Regions from separate parts of the Mus musculus genome. Here region 1 is linked to region 2. A link is a loop called in an ENCODE intact Hi-C map of the cell type or tissue named here. Cell type or tissue: heart. All regions are shown on one strand.

Region 1 (8,000 bases), 62 kb before region 2:
CTCTCATTCATTCATACCCGTGTGTTCTGTATTCCTACATACTATCGCCAGGGAGACGTGACCCCAAAGACACAGAATGGCACTCCTCACCACCCAAAACTATCTAAATATTAGTAAAATTCACAAATCTGGGTCAAAATAAGAATGCTCATTGATATAAATTTCATTAATAAATTAAAGACTGCTATCTAATCTTTTAAAGTATCCATGAAATTAAAGCATAACCCCCTTTTGATGACTAATAATTGTTTTTTAAGATTTCTTTTTATGTTATGGAGTGGTTTTCTCTGTATATATGTCTGTGTACCACATGTGTGCAGCATCAAAGAAGACTAAAAGAGATAGCAGTTTCCCCTTGGCCTGGAACTATAGATAGTCTTGAACGGCCAGATGGGTACTTGTGGGGTGTTGGACGTGGGGAGATAAAGGGGTAGGAGAGACCCGCGTCCCGGCAGAGCTAGGACAGACTGGGTGGGCTGTCTCGGGAGACTGCCTTGGGTCCCCACGGAACAGCCGAAGGATACCCCGCCGGGGGGGGGGGGGAGAGGGGAGGGTGCGTGGGAGCAAAGTCTCAGCTCCAACTCTCAAGCACCACCGACCACTGGGTACCACGGGAGAGCCGGCTCAGGGGGTCACTGGACCACACGGAGGCCAGGAACAACAGGTTCTCAGTCCTGGACATCCCAGATGCCGCTGAATGTTGCAGAAGAGCTGAGAACGAAGTGGGGGTCCCGGGGGTGGCTCAGTCAGCCCTGGAGCTGAAGGGAGAAGGGGCCGGGGAGAGGGTGCATGGGTGGTTCCCATGCAGGCGAGAGTCTTTGGTCCAGTCTGGTGGCTGGAAACCCTGGGAGGCCTTCCCGCGGGTGACGTGGCTCTTTAGGGGAAGGCCTATTCTATTGCTCTAGCACAGAGGGTCTCAATGAGCAGAGATGGTCCATGGTTTTAGAGTTTTATTGTAGAAAAGCAGAGAGAGAGAGAGAGAGAGAGAGAGAGAGAGAGAGAGAGAGTAAGTAAAGAAGCAGAGGGTGGCCATGGCCAAGTGGAGAAAGGGAGGAAGGGAGGGGGAGAAGGAAGGTGAGGGGGCTAGAGAGAAAGCAAGAGAAGCAAGAGAATCAAAAGAGCTAGGAAGGGCCAAGCAGCTCCTTTTATAGAGGGGCTGGGCTACCTTGCTGTAGCCAGGTAACTGTGGGGGTGGAGTCTAACCAGACTATCAGGAGCTTGGGGCATTGCCTATGTGACTGAGAGCCACAGGATGATGGGGTTGAGGGCTCATGGAATCAGGCGCCTGTGTCTGGGGGATGAAGCTTACAGTTCTGTCCCTTGTAGGATTTTCTACTGGGTCCCCGGAGTAAGCCTTGCTCAACCAGAACACAGACTGCCTTTCACGGTTCAACAGGTACTCAGACCACACTGAGGTCCTCTGGAAAAGGAGCAAGTATTCTTAAACACTGGGCCATCACTCTACTCCCAACTGCAAATGTGTGTGTGTGTGTGTGTGTGTGTGTGTGTGTGTGTGTGTGTGTGTAATGTATATGTATTTAAAATATGACCCCCCCCAATTCCTACTCCCTTTCCTAACCACCCAACATTCTTTTTCAATCTGTTTCAAGATCTAGTTTTGATGCTCTAATATTAATGCTTTTTTAATGACTGATATTTAATTCAGAGAGAGAGAGAGAAGGAGGAGGGTTGTCTTTTAAGACAAGATCTCATGTAGCCCAGCCCAGACTGGCCTTTAACTAACCATGAAGCTGAAGATAATTCCACTTCCTGTCCTTCCTGCCTCTACCACCTCCCAAGTGCTGGGATTACAGCTGTGTGCCACCACACACTGCTACAATAGAAGCAGAGCTCTAAAACCAAGTCTAGACTTCCTTCTTCCTTCTCCTTGGAATACAGTCCTGGTTATCATGGGACATCCAGTCAGGTACTGGAGGAGAAGCTGGGACCTGTGGAGTATCTGCAGAAGCTTGTCCTGAAAAGCAGGACTAGCAGAGGAGAAGACAAGAATCAACCAGGGGCTCTTCATTCTGGCTCTGCAGAGGTTTAGCCACCCACTATTATAACTACTTGTCCCAATGTTACAAAATTGCACATTGTCCTTAGATAAACTTACAATGTTATAAGTGCATTGTCCTTAGACAAACTTTCAAATCGGCTATCTTCTGGGGAAGGTGACTCAAAGAGGTAGAACTCTTTGCTCCAGAACTGAGGTAACCCAATCGATGAAAGACCAGTTTGGAAGCCTATTGGGATTGTAGATCCCAGCACAGGGACAGAAAGACCTATCGGCCACCACTGAGTTCCAAGCATACATATTTTTTCCAGATATCAATAGAGCATGTTTGTGGAGGGAAAACTGCAGAGATCGCTTGAGTTTCTAATGGGAAGTGGCCTCTGGCTCCTTGTGGCGATCCAGTCAGTTCTGCTGTGTCTGGGAGGTATGCCTGGGTACAGGAATGGCTGACACTGCCAAGCTCTGAATATTGTTTTATTATCCAGAGAAATTGCCATCATCTGTGTCTGTCAAAGACAACCATGACATGGCCAGTCTGTGTGCTTCCCTAAATAGGTACCTTATAGGCTTAAGAAACAAGAAAGATAGGAGACTTAGCCTTTCTTTAAATGATCTCTAGGGACTGAAGAGATGACTCCACAGTTAAGGGCACTCACTGAAGTTCCAGAGGACCCAGGTTCAGTTCCCAGCACCCACATGGCTGGGAACTTAACCCACCCACAGCCATCTCCACCTCTAGTTTCAGGGGATCTGTCATCCTCTGGCCTCTACAGGTGCCAGGTACATACATGCACACATGTGGTGCATACATACCTACATGCCGGCAAAACACTTGTCCAAATAAAACAACTATTCTAAAAAGATGCTCTCTGTGTTATAGGATGAACAGAGAAGCCAGTTCAGGCCCACTCCCTTCAAAAATGCCAACCCTGGAGAAAAAAAATAAATAATGGCTCAGGGGATAAGCATTCCTGCTTCACACGTCAAAGCTAACAAGCCAGATGCCATCTCTGGAACCATGTGGTGTAAGAGAGCTGACTCTTCCATGTTGTTTTCTAACCTACACATATGCACTATGACATGTGCACACATGTACACACACAGAGAGGGTTAATCAACATTAAAGGGCTGAGGAGATAGCTCTTACAAGACTCCTCTCTTCTCAGATTTGAATCTGCATAAGAATCACCTGCCCAGAGCATGCGTTAACATTCTAATTCCAAACCTAACCCCCAGGACCTGATTCAGGACCTCTTTGGGGGGTGGGGGGAGGAGACAAGATTTGCCTTTCTAAGTCCCCGAGGGCTGCTGGGGTTGCTCATGGGTCCACAGGGAAGGACGCACCGTGTCAGGAGCTTCCCGGTCTCACACTGAAGGGGAGATACCAACCCATACCCGGCTGCATTTCCATCTCAGTGAGGATTAGCTCCCAAATGACCCCAGCGCCTAGTTGATGCTTCACAGCTGCGTGCCAGCTGGGGACTTGATATGAAAATCTCAGTTGCCATGGAATTTTATGGGCTGGCACCCTGGGAAGTTCAGATGAGGCCCTTCACCTTTGTGGCAAGGGTGCTTGCCGCCAAGCCTGAGGACCTGAGGTGCACAACCAGGACCCCCGTGATGGAAGGCAAGAACCAAGTCCCACAGGTCATGCTCTGACCGGCACATACATAACAACACAAGTAAATGCTAACTTTATAAACTCAACTCTGAACTGGGACAGGAGAAGGAGCTCAATTGTTATTTTAGATACAACTTCTGAATTGAAATTCCTTTCCCTAACCATGTATGGAGGAGGGGAACACCTTACAAATGATTCTTCAAAAGTGATTACACTTGTAAATAAATGTTAGTCTTCCCATAATGTGTCTGTCAGTCAACAGGACAACCCTCTCAGGAATCGGGGAAGATATATAAACCTTTGTGAGTGGTGTGTGTGTGTGTGTGTGTGTGTGTGTCTGTGTGTGTGTGTGTGTGTGTGTATTTTGGTTTTGTTTGTTTGTTTGATTGATTTGTTGTTGTGTGTGTTTTGGTTGTTGTTTTGGTTTTGGTTTGGTTTGGTTTTTGTTTTGTTTCTGATTGTTTTTGAGGCAGACTTTCTCTGCATAGTCCTGGCTGACCTCAAACTCTCACAGATCCATCTGACTCTGCCTCTGCCTCCTGAGTTCAGGGATTAAAGGTGTGCCAACACCACCTGGCTGGTTTGTTTTGTTTTGTTTTGTTTTGTTTTGTATCTGTCTACTTACAAGCCAACAAACTACTAAGAAACGAGGAGATGTGTTTTTCGAATACCTATCATCTCCCAATTCCATTCCTCTATCTTCATCATCTAAATCTTTCCCCGTATACCCACCCAGAAAAATCTCTTCTTTCTTCTTTCTTTCCAGCCGTTGGGAGTAATGGACCCACCTGATTCCATTTTAAGATTAGAAGCCATCTTCTTACAAGATCAAAATATGTTCTATCCCCATAGCCCTCTTAATATGCAAGCCACTCATATAATTAATAACACACCATGCTGTGAACTTATACACCATTTTCTTTCCAATGCTAAGAAATTTGTGGAAGAGGATAATTGGTAAAGCAAAATATTTTTAGAAACTCCTCACAATAAACACAACCCACAGACTCCCCAGTTTGTGGAAAATCTCACCCGCCTTCCTCACTTACACTCACCAGTCTGCCTGGTTGTCTCCAGTACTCCAACCAAGCAGCAGATGGCAGCAAAACACTGTTCTAGTGGAACCGCTGCACAGGGATGCTTACAGTATGTCTCAGGAGAGCCAGTGCTCCACAGACAGGGTCTCAGACTTACCCTCATTGGTATCATTATTCTCACAGAGATGCAGAAAGAGTGACTGAAAATAAACCAATAACCTAATGACATATCACTCACCGTCAACTGTCTGATTTAACGTCATGTTGCTCCAAGGCAACTTCCCAACTTCTCAAGCCTTTTTGACCTTAAGCGACTCTTTTTCCTCAACTGTTAATGAGAAGCAGAATTTCATCTAGTCACCCCCGAGGGGATCGAGTGGATCCTGTGGGAGCCACGTGCCATCCTGCATTCAAACCACTTTTGTAGCTGCGGTGGGGTGTTCATTAACTGCCGTCTGCACCCATTTCCCTCTGAGATCAGAGCACATCTGTAAAGGAAGAGCTGTTCCAAGGCATGAGACGATTGCGTGCTCCATCTCCCTTTCTCTCCGCACCCACACAAGGGAAGGTCAGACATGCTCAATCTAGATCCCACAGTGTTGCCCTCCCGGCTCCCTGGTCAGCTGACCGTGCCTGACTCAGTTGCAGCCTCTGACAGACAATCCCAAGGAACATATTACCTTTCCTCTTGGGAACTCCCAGTGAAACAAACCAAAGAAAGATGGTGAAGAGTCTCCCAGCAGCCCAGACCAACCCCTTAGAATATCTCGTGTGGTATTCTACAGCTCTGGGAAAAGACAGTAAAGAACAGAACATCACTGCCATGGAAACGCCCACAGGGACACAGGGAAGTTGTGGGTAGCAGTAGCCCTGTGACCTGCTGGTAGGCATGGAAAGAAGAAGAGAAGAGATGGCTGACTCAGTTCCTTAGTACTCTCTCCCAGATGCTTTTAAATGCACAACCCAGATGGTATCCTATGCCGAACAAGTCTCATTGTAACTTCCACTTGTCCCAGATTCAACTTTAGACCTTAAATATCTGAAAATCCCTGAACTAGGGAGAGAAAGTGGGCTTTAGGGAGCAAAGAAATCTAGTGATTAATCCCTGTTATGTTTATGTTTGGGTCCTTGGCACAGTGTCTTACTCTGTGGCTCAGGCTGGACTGAGCCCATGCTGGCTTCAAACTCAGAATACTCCTCCTACCTTAGCTTCCTGAACGCTAGAATCACAGATGTAAGCCACCACACCCAGCTCGAAACCACATTCTTGATGTCAGATTACCTTAGGCCCCTGTCTCTGTAGCAGGTTTAAAGCTGTTCTCCATCCTCCCCCATGCTTACCATGCTTAGCAACACTGGCTCCTCCCCTTGGACCCTCTTACAGGGTTGCTGTGTAGCTCACTGTCCAGCAGCTATGCCCTCCTGACTCAGTAGAACCAACAGGTACCCTTTGTAGGGAGAGCACAAGGCAATTGGAGAGATCATTTGCTCCAAGACAAGACTATTGAGCTCAGTCTTCTTTTTTGTCCCAAGAGTGAAGTATAGAAGTAAAGAAGACAGAAGCTGGGATAGAAAAATATTGGGGCTGGAGAGATGGCTCAGTGGTTAAGAGCACTGACTGCTTAAGAGCATTGACTGAGTTCAAATCCCAGCAACTGCATGGTGGCTCACAACCATCTGTAATGGGATCTGACACCCTCTTCTGGTATGTCTAAAGACATAAATAAAGATATAAATAAATAAATAAATAAATCTTAAAAAGGAAAAAAGAAAGAGAGAGAGAGAAAGAAAGAAAGAAAGAAAGAAAGAAAGAAAGAAAGAAAGAAAGAAAATTACTAACAAGAACTGTGTGGTACCATCCACATGTAATTCTAGCTCTAGATAGAGACATGGGAGGATCAGGAGTTCAAGGCCGGTCTTAGCTACATAACAAGTTTGAGGCTAGTCTGGTTTACAGGAGACTAAAAAGGAAAGAATTACAAACAGCTACCAGGGAGGGCCACCCATCTTCTTGGGGGAGGGTGGAGGCATTTGGGGAAGTGCCACCTCTAAATACTTCTTAAAATCTACATAAAATGCTTTCCAATGAAAATGGAGAGGGTAGCCATGGCTCTTGAGGGCACCGCATCCCACACCTCACACACAGTCCTCCAAGTTACATCTCTTATCTGGGAATGACTTCTTCAGAAATTCTACAAATCAGAAATAAGACATGCAACGCATCGGGTCATCCTTAATAAAGGACACAGCAGGAAGCCTTGTGTGTTCAAAGATGAGGCTTAACAGCCTAGCTGCATAGCCACGGAAGGGGTACTGGAACAAATGACAGCATTCCTTGCATGCAAATAAAGAGTTGTGTTTGTACCAATCATTGCGCAGCTTTCATGCAAATGAAGATGTGTTTTTACACCAATCACAGCAGTCCTTCTGCAGAGATTCCAGGGAAAGTGCTCCCTCTTTGGCTTTGGTAGAAGTGGCTGCAGGGTTGTCTAAGTTCACTGAGGCTTTTGATGGCAAAGAGTTTCACACGAACTGCTTGAAAAGCCCTGGCTGAAGCGACACCTTTAGGAGCCAGTGCTGAACCATCGGCCGCCATTGTTGTGTAGTTTCCTAAAGACGTCCATGAAGTGTTCCAAACAGCTGCGACTGGCACAAGGGTGGTCCTGCATGATTTATCTGGTGATCCTTTTTGTTCAAGGCTGCCAGGGCAGAGGTGGGGGAAGTCCAACAGCTGATGGTGAATGAAGCAATTACCCATCTCCCCGTGAGCATCAGGTGTGTTCACAATGTGGCTTGAAAATATAGCCATCTCACCAGACTGTGTCTGTGCTGAAGCGGTGTTTCACTATCTATCCAAGGCCCAAGAGAAAGCACAATAGCTGTGAGGGTCCCGTAATCTATATGGCCGGGGAGAGATGATCTGGAATTTGGAGGCTGGAGGAAAATCCAAAACATGTTTCTTTCCCTCAAAGACAATGATAGAGGCTGGTCGGACATTATCCCCGAATGGATGGATGATCCTGACATCTTCACCTTCCTGGCGGAAGCTTTCTTGGTCTCCTGCTTCCTACTGAGGAAGCTTTTAGTCAGTAGATACCTCATGATAAAACAACATCCTTGATTATCCTTTATCTTCCATACCCCTGGGGTAATTCTTAATATGTGGTACAGCCACCTTTCGCCAAGACCGCGATGCAAAGAAGTGTCCTAGCAGGAGTCATCATCCTGCTTCCCTTCTGGGCACACTCACCTCTTCCACATTCTCTGCCACAAAGCACACCCCATCTCCTACGACACACACATCACAGTGCTAAAGACAGTGGCT
Region 2 (8,000 bases):
ACTTATAATAAAGTCATGTGATCTTAGACTAACCTTAGCTTCCTCTTTTATGAGATGAGAATCAAATCTATTGTCAATGCAAGAGATCTACAGTGGGGCAGTAAGTAGAGAAAAATAAATTCTATGCATAAATAAAACTATTTGATCGACGTATCATGGATGAACACAGAGAGAGGCAACACCACCTATAGTGATGCCCTGGCTACAAAGCCTGCCTAACCTTTTGTAATTAGACAGACTGCACTACCACGTGGTATGAAGGTATCACCAGTCTTAACGAGAGCTGAACACTGGGGGACTCAAAAAGTCCCATGCAGCCAAACGCCACCAGGGGAAAGAGTATAATCTGTTCATTATTAGTGGGGTGGTGGTGGCTCATGCCTTTAATTCCAGCACTTGGGAGGCAGAGGCAGAGGCAGGCAAATTTCTGAGTTCGAGGCCAGCCTAGTCTACAGAGTGAGTTCCAGGACAGCCAGGGCTATACAGAGAAACCGTGTCTCAAAAACAAACAAACAAACAAACAAACAAACAAAATCTGTTCATTATTCTCCAAGTGTACCTCACTCAAAGGTTACTAACTCTACTTGGATGCAAAGACCTATTTGGCCAGCTAACTAAAAGAGTGTTCTGTTTCCATTAACCATGTGGCAATTGTTACACCCATGGCCATATGAAAATGCTCGCTAAAGAGTGTTATGATGATGTCATTTCGGGAAAGGGGAACAGGAGAGGAACAGAGTGCAGTGTAAAGGCGATTGGGGTTTTCATTATCAATAACAATATGACAGAGGAAAAGGTTACAGGACATGGCTTATAGATACTAATATCAACCTTGTCTCACATCGGCTCTTGGTCACTATGTTTAAAATCAACCAAAACCACACGTTCATCAGGAGAACCAATCCACAGAGTGTTTTGACTTTGGGAGCCATTACCACTTGTCTAATACTGAGTTGTTATACCCACCCCATGTGTAAACAATAAGACATGAGCCTGCTGCACAGGGATGGGTAGTGTAGTAGAGTGGATGGTGGTAGAGAGAGGAAATGCTATTATGTGTGCCGCAAGAAAAAAAAAATCTGCTTGCTATACCAGCCTTATGAGTTTAGTTGGGTGATCCACCCATGACAGAGGAACAAAATGGCCCGGAGTTCATAGACCGAAGGACCAAGGCAGGTTTTAGCTGAAGGAGGTGAATGGCATCCCCCTGCCTCAAGCCTCCCTTCAACACCCCTCTCCATGCTCCCAGTGCTTTTCTTTCTTGTTTCCCTAAACACATCACCTTCCAGGGTACTTGGGAAAAGCAAAGGAGACAATGGTGACATCCCTAGCAAGCGCTGAGCATCGCAGACAGACGTTCATGCCCTCCACACTTGAGGCAAGGTGACAACTCCACATCAAAACACTGCTCCTCAGGTGCTCACTCTATGTTTCTTTCTGACTAGGGCTGGTACTATGCTCGGCAAGACTATAGGAGGCCTATGCGGGATGCCTCAACTACTAAAAAGATACAGTTTTCCGTTCAAGACTGTTCTAAGGGTGGGAATGGGGGAATGGCGTCCTCGAAAAGACCTGTCAGAGATGAAAAGGAATGAAAACACACTACTCCCTCCAGATAGATGGGCTCCGTAGGGAGAGAGGCTGCAAAAATCCCTCCACCGCCAAAGTTAGAAAGACAAATCAGCCCAGCACTTTGTAAATTCTATTAGAATAGCACATATCCAAACGCCTGGGTATCACCATGACTACAAAAGCGGTATCAGAAGGCGGGGCATCGAATACTTTATCACGAGGACCAATAGCAATGCCTCGGCTGGTTAATGTTTGCAAACTGATTTTCAGGAATGAGAAAAATAATGATAAAAAGCCTGTTTTGAGAGGTTATTTTTCTTTGTGTTACTATTATGAAACCAGCTCACTTTCGAAATACCTTTCTGGACCCAGTCCAGATTAAAAATAAAAATACAAAATAACCAACATAATGAAAAATTCATTTCCTGCTAGTCTGCATTTTTTTTGGTTCGAGCCCCCCACCCTCCCAAGCTGTGGCTGGGACAGTTGACATCGGATGTGCCAATTGCTGTTTCCACTCCTTGCAGTCCCCTTGTGGTTCTGTCGACAGCCCACAGTGGCCTTAATCTTTCATGAAGCTCGTGTAAAGACGGTCTGCGTCAAAGCTACATTCGCCACCGGGATAAACAGAAGAGTGTGTACCTCGTTCAAACTTGAGCCGCTGATACAGCTGAAACTCATCCAGAGGCACCAAACAGGCAATCTGCAACAAAGACAGTGAGAGATGAGATCCTGGTCAGCGGAGGGCCCCGGGCTGCCAGCCCTTTCCCATAGCTTTCTCCAACTTGGCTTCTACACCCTTTCTCCTCATTGTCTGGAGGCCATTATCTCTACTTGATCATGCAGCAACACATGCAGCAATCTGCACCCCGCCCACTGCCCCCATCAGTGATGAAGTTCCCTGATTGCCTCCATCCCTTGGTCAGCAGCTACTGACCACATTTTGATATCTGGGTCTCTCACATTATTTGTGTCAGGTATGGAAAGAGACTCTTTCCTTCTCTATGCTCATGGAAAAAAAAAACAGAGAAACTTTCAAAAGACCACTTTGGATCGGAGGTCGAGCAGGCAATGCCTTAGCAATTAAGGCAACACTATATGCAGAGATGGTGTGCTCTGTGTGATACCAATTTTGGTACTGACTAAAGTCGCTTCGCTTACACCACATGACACGTGATGCGGTAGCATCGAGAGTCTATCTTATGACAGTCCTTGTGACTAGCATCCTGTGTCCTCTTCAGACAGCAGAATGAACCACGGTTCCTAGTAAACAATGATGACTCAAGCTAACAAAGACACTTCCCATGAAACATCTTGCCATCTCAAAGTCAGAGGGAGGAAAAGCTAACTGCTCTTAGAAACTGGAATTCTAACACTGTTAGTGCCACTGATAGTGATGTATAGCTATAGTGATGTTACCCACTTACAAATGAGAGATGGAACAACTGGGGATCAGCCTCCCAGAAATTCAATGAGTTAATGTGGGCCCCTCCTCTTGGCCTTGATAATTCCAGCAGGAAACTATTAAGCTACTATACACATACATTGTAATATACATTATGTACTATGTAGTACATATGTGTATATAGTATAAACTATAGATACAATTTTGTTGCAAAATACATTTAAGTAAAAACACTTTTGCAATTGATAAAACAAAGCCTGCTTTGAGAAAACCATAAAATTGTATTTAATAAATACAATAAATATTTTTTTTTGACACAGGATTTCAGTGTGTCACCCTGGCTGTCCTGGAACTCTCTCTGTAGGCCAGGCTGAGAGATTCACCTGCCTCTGCCTCCCAAGGCATCCACAACCACTGCCCGGCATACAATACATTGTAAAAGTACATTCAAAATCAAGTTATGTACCTCAAAAGCAGACTCAATCTGTTTATTTCACAAATCAGTCAAACCAAGTTAACAAAAAAAAAATGAATTAAAGATCACAAAATAAGCAAGTTTAGCCTCCCTTATACCAACTAAGCTTGGTGAATTCAGTCCATTCTGAAGAGCGTTCCCCTTCAAGCTTTCTTTCACCAAACTGAAAATAAAAATGTGCTTTCATTGGGTACCTTACGTAAACGTCCCTTAGTAAGAAAAATAGGACCAATTCCATACTGTATGTATTTCGCTACAGTTCTGTTAAAAGTATGATTGGACATGATCAACAGGAAATAAATGAGATTATAAAGGGCTATCTCACGCTCTGCCTTCATCCTCTTTTTTTTTTTTTTTTGCCCAACAAAGATATTCAAAATTGTCCAAAATCACACTACAATGCTCTTTTGAATTATTTTTCAGACTTAATTTCAGACTTAAGACATGTCATCAAGGTTGGATGAAGACTTCCTGCACGCTGCTCTCTCAACTTCTCCTTAGGGAGAACCTCGAACCAAAACCATCATTAATTATTAAAAGAATGCAATTGAAATTGGTATACTTGACCTGAATCAGTGCCAGGACTTGATTTCACACATCCTCCAGCTAATGCCTTCTCCCAGTCTGGTACTCAAACCAAAACCAGAGCCCTCTGTCTCCTGCAGGGTCTCCTGGGCCCTCGGTGACAGGTGACAGTTTATCTCTCCCTCTCCTTCTCTTCACGTGTTTGAAATGTACGGGCCAGCAGCCTTTGTGCTGTTCTTCAACTTTAGTTGCCCTCAATGCCTTCTTGTGATTAGATTCAGGTCATGATTTTTTTTTTTTCAGGACGGTAGAGATAGCAGATGTGACTTGGGGGCCCTCAGGAGGTACACGGGGTGAGGATACTGGTGATATTAACATCTAGACTTGATTAAGGGAATCTATGCCAGCTGTCTCTGTCCTTTGCAATTTGCATGTGTCTTGTAGGAGTGCTTTAATTCCGGATCATTTTTTATAGTAGGTCGGTCACATGTGTGTGGATGCCTAAAGAGACCAGAAGGGGGCGCTAAGAGTTCCTGGAGCTGGATTTAATGTCTGTTCTGAGCCATCCAACCTGGGTACTGGGAACCAAACTTGGGTCCTCAGGAAGGACAGGAAATGCTTTTAACCATTAAGTCACCTCTCCAGACCTTCAATCAAAGATACTTAAGATAGCTAGCACCCTTTCAATAATTGGGAGACGCACAAGATAAAGATAAAGGCCTTATTAAAGTTCTTCAGTCATTGGGTACACAGATGACTCTGTGTATGTGTGTGTGTGTGTGTGTGTGTGTGTGTGTGTGTGTGAGAGAGAGAGAGAGAGAGAGAGAGAGAGAGAGAGAGAGAGAGAGAGGGCAATGAGAGAGAAAAGGTTACACATGTAATCACCATCACTAGTTCAGGGCATTATCTCAACAGGTTTTGTGTAAGGAGTCTTCCTGACTTTAAAGCACAGGATCGTGAGTTCTAGTCCCACACCGGGACCGTGGAGTGGTGACTCTGTATTATCCTGAGATGGCTTGGGACCAAAGGCCAGTGAGGCCACTCGAGAAGTCTGTATCTAGCTGGCCCGTAGGGAGCTAGATACTGTCTAAAGCAGATATTTGGACTGACAAAATTGAGGAACTTGGGGCAGGAGGAGAATTGGAAAGTATGTCAAATGTGAGCGATGTGGCTTCTGCCATGAGGAAGCCCAGCTTGCCCTCAGCGTGCGTGCTAAGGTGAAAGAAAGTGAACCGGCACGTGTAGAAGCCACACACAGGCTGACTGTGCATCTCTAAACAGCTGAGGAGAAATGAGGAGCAGGACAGAGCTTTCTTTATCTCCGTTTGCTATGACCACAGTACAGAAATAAGCACTCCGCCCACATTAACCCTAACCTTGTTTTAAAATTTTTTACAGAAGGAAGGAAAAGAGGAGAGGGAACAGGAGGGGAGAGTGGAACCCGCTCATCACAAATGTCTACACTGAAAGTAATAGGTGTGACCCCATCTCCCCCTAAGAAATGTGGGCCATGCAGCACATATTCTTTTGAATGAGAACATTAAAATGGCATAGTTTAAAAATTTTAAGTTAAGGACAGGCTTCAGGGCGCGCTGCCTATTGGTTTGTAAAGTCAGGCCAAGAGGAAAGAGAAGCCAAGATTTTTTTCAGGTCTAGCCCTTTAAATCAGCTGCTTTAAAAAAAAAAAAAAAAAGAAAAAAAGTAGAGAACCAGGTTGACCAGCCAGTAGACTGCAGAGATGAGTACAATTGGCAGTGAGTGGATCACTATGACCCAGGGAGCAATGTCTGGGCCACTTCTGAGGTGCCGTGACTTGCAAAAATGGAAGCAGGAAAGCCCACTTGTTATACCAAGGATAATCACAATGACATGGAAACTTAGTGATGTCTTCTGCCCCAACCCAGAAAAGCACCAGTGCCTCCTCCTAACAGAGCAGAAAGGGCACCGCCATTCATCTGAGTGTAACAAACACCTCAATACTAGAGGCCAAATCCTGAATGGAAAGCGCCAGAGGGCATCAAAGCAGGACCAAGATCTCAATTTACTTCTCAATTTACTCCTCGGCCAGCCTCTGGGTTAAACGCAGCTGAGTCGGATTCAACCAGAGAGCAGCTTAGCTCTCCTAGGCAGCTTTTAAAGAGCGTAGGGATTTTTATCTCCCACTTACATGGGGGCTTTAAATACATCTAAAAATGAGGTTTTAAATGTGTTCAAAAATAAATTTCAGCTGGGAACCCCAAAAATATCTCTTCGCTCTGCTTTGGCAGAGTCCCCTGTCCCTTCCCTCCCACCTCCAGAATTTAGTTTTTCTCCAGCCGGCAAACATGACAATGGATGGGTATTAGAGACACAGTCGGTCCCTTCCTGTTTGTGCCCTGACCTCCCAGTCGTGGGAGGAGTTTCCCTAGCCTGGCCTGGGTACCTTCTCTTTCCTCCTCCTGCTTCCCACCATGGAAATGGGAGGGACGAGAGTTAAAGGAAGGATGGCCAGGGCAGCCCAGTGTTCCTACAGCGTCAGCGGCCTCTCCCAAAGCCACCTTAAATAAACACATCATCTGGGGAAAAACTGTATTTATTTTGCACGTGTAACCTCGGAGTCCTTAACTCTCCTCCCCCTCCTCCTCCTCAACTCTCCTCCTCCTCCTCCTCCTCCTCCTCCTCCTCCTCCTCCTCCTCCTCTTCCCCTAGGCCTCTGGGCTCTACACTCCAAATCCCTTCCTACAGAAATTCTGAGCCCTTGTTGCTGGCAAGGCCAACTGTCCCCACCCTGCCTCTGGTGCATACTGTGTGGCATTGGAAGTAAAAGCCAGGCTGGTCGGTTTAGAGCCCCAGGACTTGGAAGGAAGCTCGGTTGTGAGAGGCAGCTGAGAGGCGCATGCCTGCCCTTCCCTGCCAGCTGCCAGTTGGCAGCTCAGTTGCCTTGGCCACACAGTGACAGGTACTGTTCAAGTGGTTCGATGTGCTTGTCACTGGAATGTCACAGGGCACAGACAGCCTAGGCTCTCCAGGCGGGCATGCCACTTCTCCAACGCTGCAGGGAACTGCTGAGGTTAAACATGGCCTTTCAACAGAGAACTTTACTTAAAGTAATGCTGACAGAAACAACAATCTGTGCCCTGTGTTTATAATTCCATGTTGGACAAGGTTCCTAGTTCCGATACATGGGGAAAGCCTGCAGAGCAATAGATGAAAGTACCAGGTGACGCAATGGAGGAAAACTTGACTTTCCCCGGGCTCCCAGAAAGGTCACCTTTAAGCTGTGAGCCACTGTCCATCATGGGACTTCTGGGACACTGAAGGGGAAGCTGCCATGTTCTCCTGCCTCTGGTGGAAGGTAAACAGGGCTCGAACCGGGGCATTAAATGCTTTACTAACGAGGCTATTCTTGACAGACAAACATGAAGAGGCAGAGCCACAGCTGAGCCAATCTGGAGAATTCAGGAAGACAGACAGAGGGAGCAGAGCCAAGTGGGCAAGCCGGTTCTACCCAGGAAAGCAGGCACACAAAAGAGATTAGTCAGCTGCAGCCAGAACCATTCCCAACACGTATGGTTATGTGTTACCTGTGACGATCAAGCATTTCTCTCAAGTGAAAGGGAGAAATGGGTTGGGGTGGTGGGATCCAGTCAGGTGGCATACGAATGAGCCCCGCTGGGATACCGTCAGAACTCCAGAGGATGTAGGCCACACAGTAGCTAGCACAAGGATTCCACCCGAGAAAATCTGGGTACCAGGAAGGTATGCAGCCCATCTGTGTGTGGTATCTTCACTTTTAAAGGAAGAGTTCCAACTAAACAGATGTAGCTACTTAGATCTCCAATATCATCTTCTGTTCAGTCCAAAAGTCAGAATGAAAAAACCCACCCCCTCCCAACCGCCATTACAAGGTTTGGAAGCCGTGGCAGGTTGTTAAAGAACTTGACTCCTGCGTCTGACTGCTCATCTCTAGCTGGGCTCTCTGTAAAGCCAGTGAGAATAGGAATGGCCTCTGAGTACCCTGGAGAGTCTTATTCATCTAAGGAG

What was found. Peaks named below come from ENCODE experiments on the same cell type or tissue, not always from the same donor. Only the 100,000 strongest peaks of a DNase experiment are listed, where the experiment ranks them.
Region 1: it touches region 2 in a loop (2.6-fold over the local background); 2 of 42 quality-filtered maps call a loop at or near these places.

The regions. Positions count from the first base shown.
Region 1 is chr13:47,285,398-47,293,397 of GRCm38, reverse strand. No RefSeq gene overlaps it. Among named protein-coding and RNA genes, the nearest start is that of Gm52039, 52 kb to the right of the region's middle. In heart, a CTCF peak has its summit at 4,717 (motif pointing right); a DNase peak (open chromatin) is centred at 4,737; H3K27ac peaks cover 498 bases.
Region 2 is chr13:47,223,215-47,231,214 of GRCm38, reverse strand. Rnf144b (ring finger protein 144B) reads right to left here. Exons shown (of 8, transcript NM_001170643.1): 4 at 2,215-2,275. Gm40934 (a long non-coding RNA gene) reads left to right here and starts at 6,909. Exons shown (of 2, transcript XR_873354.2): 1 at 6,909-7,311. In heart, a CTCF peak has its summit at 4,484 (motif pointing right); DNase peaks (open chromatin) are centred at 5,174, 6,384, 6,894 and 7,344; H3K27ac peaks cover 853 bases.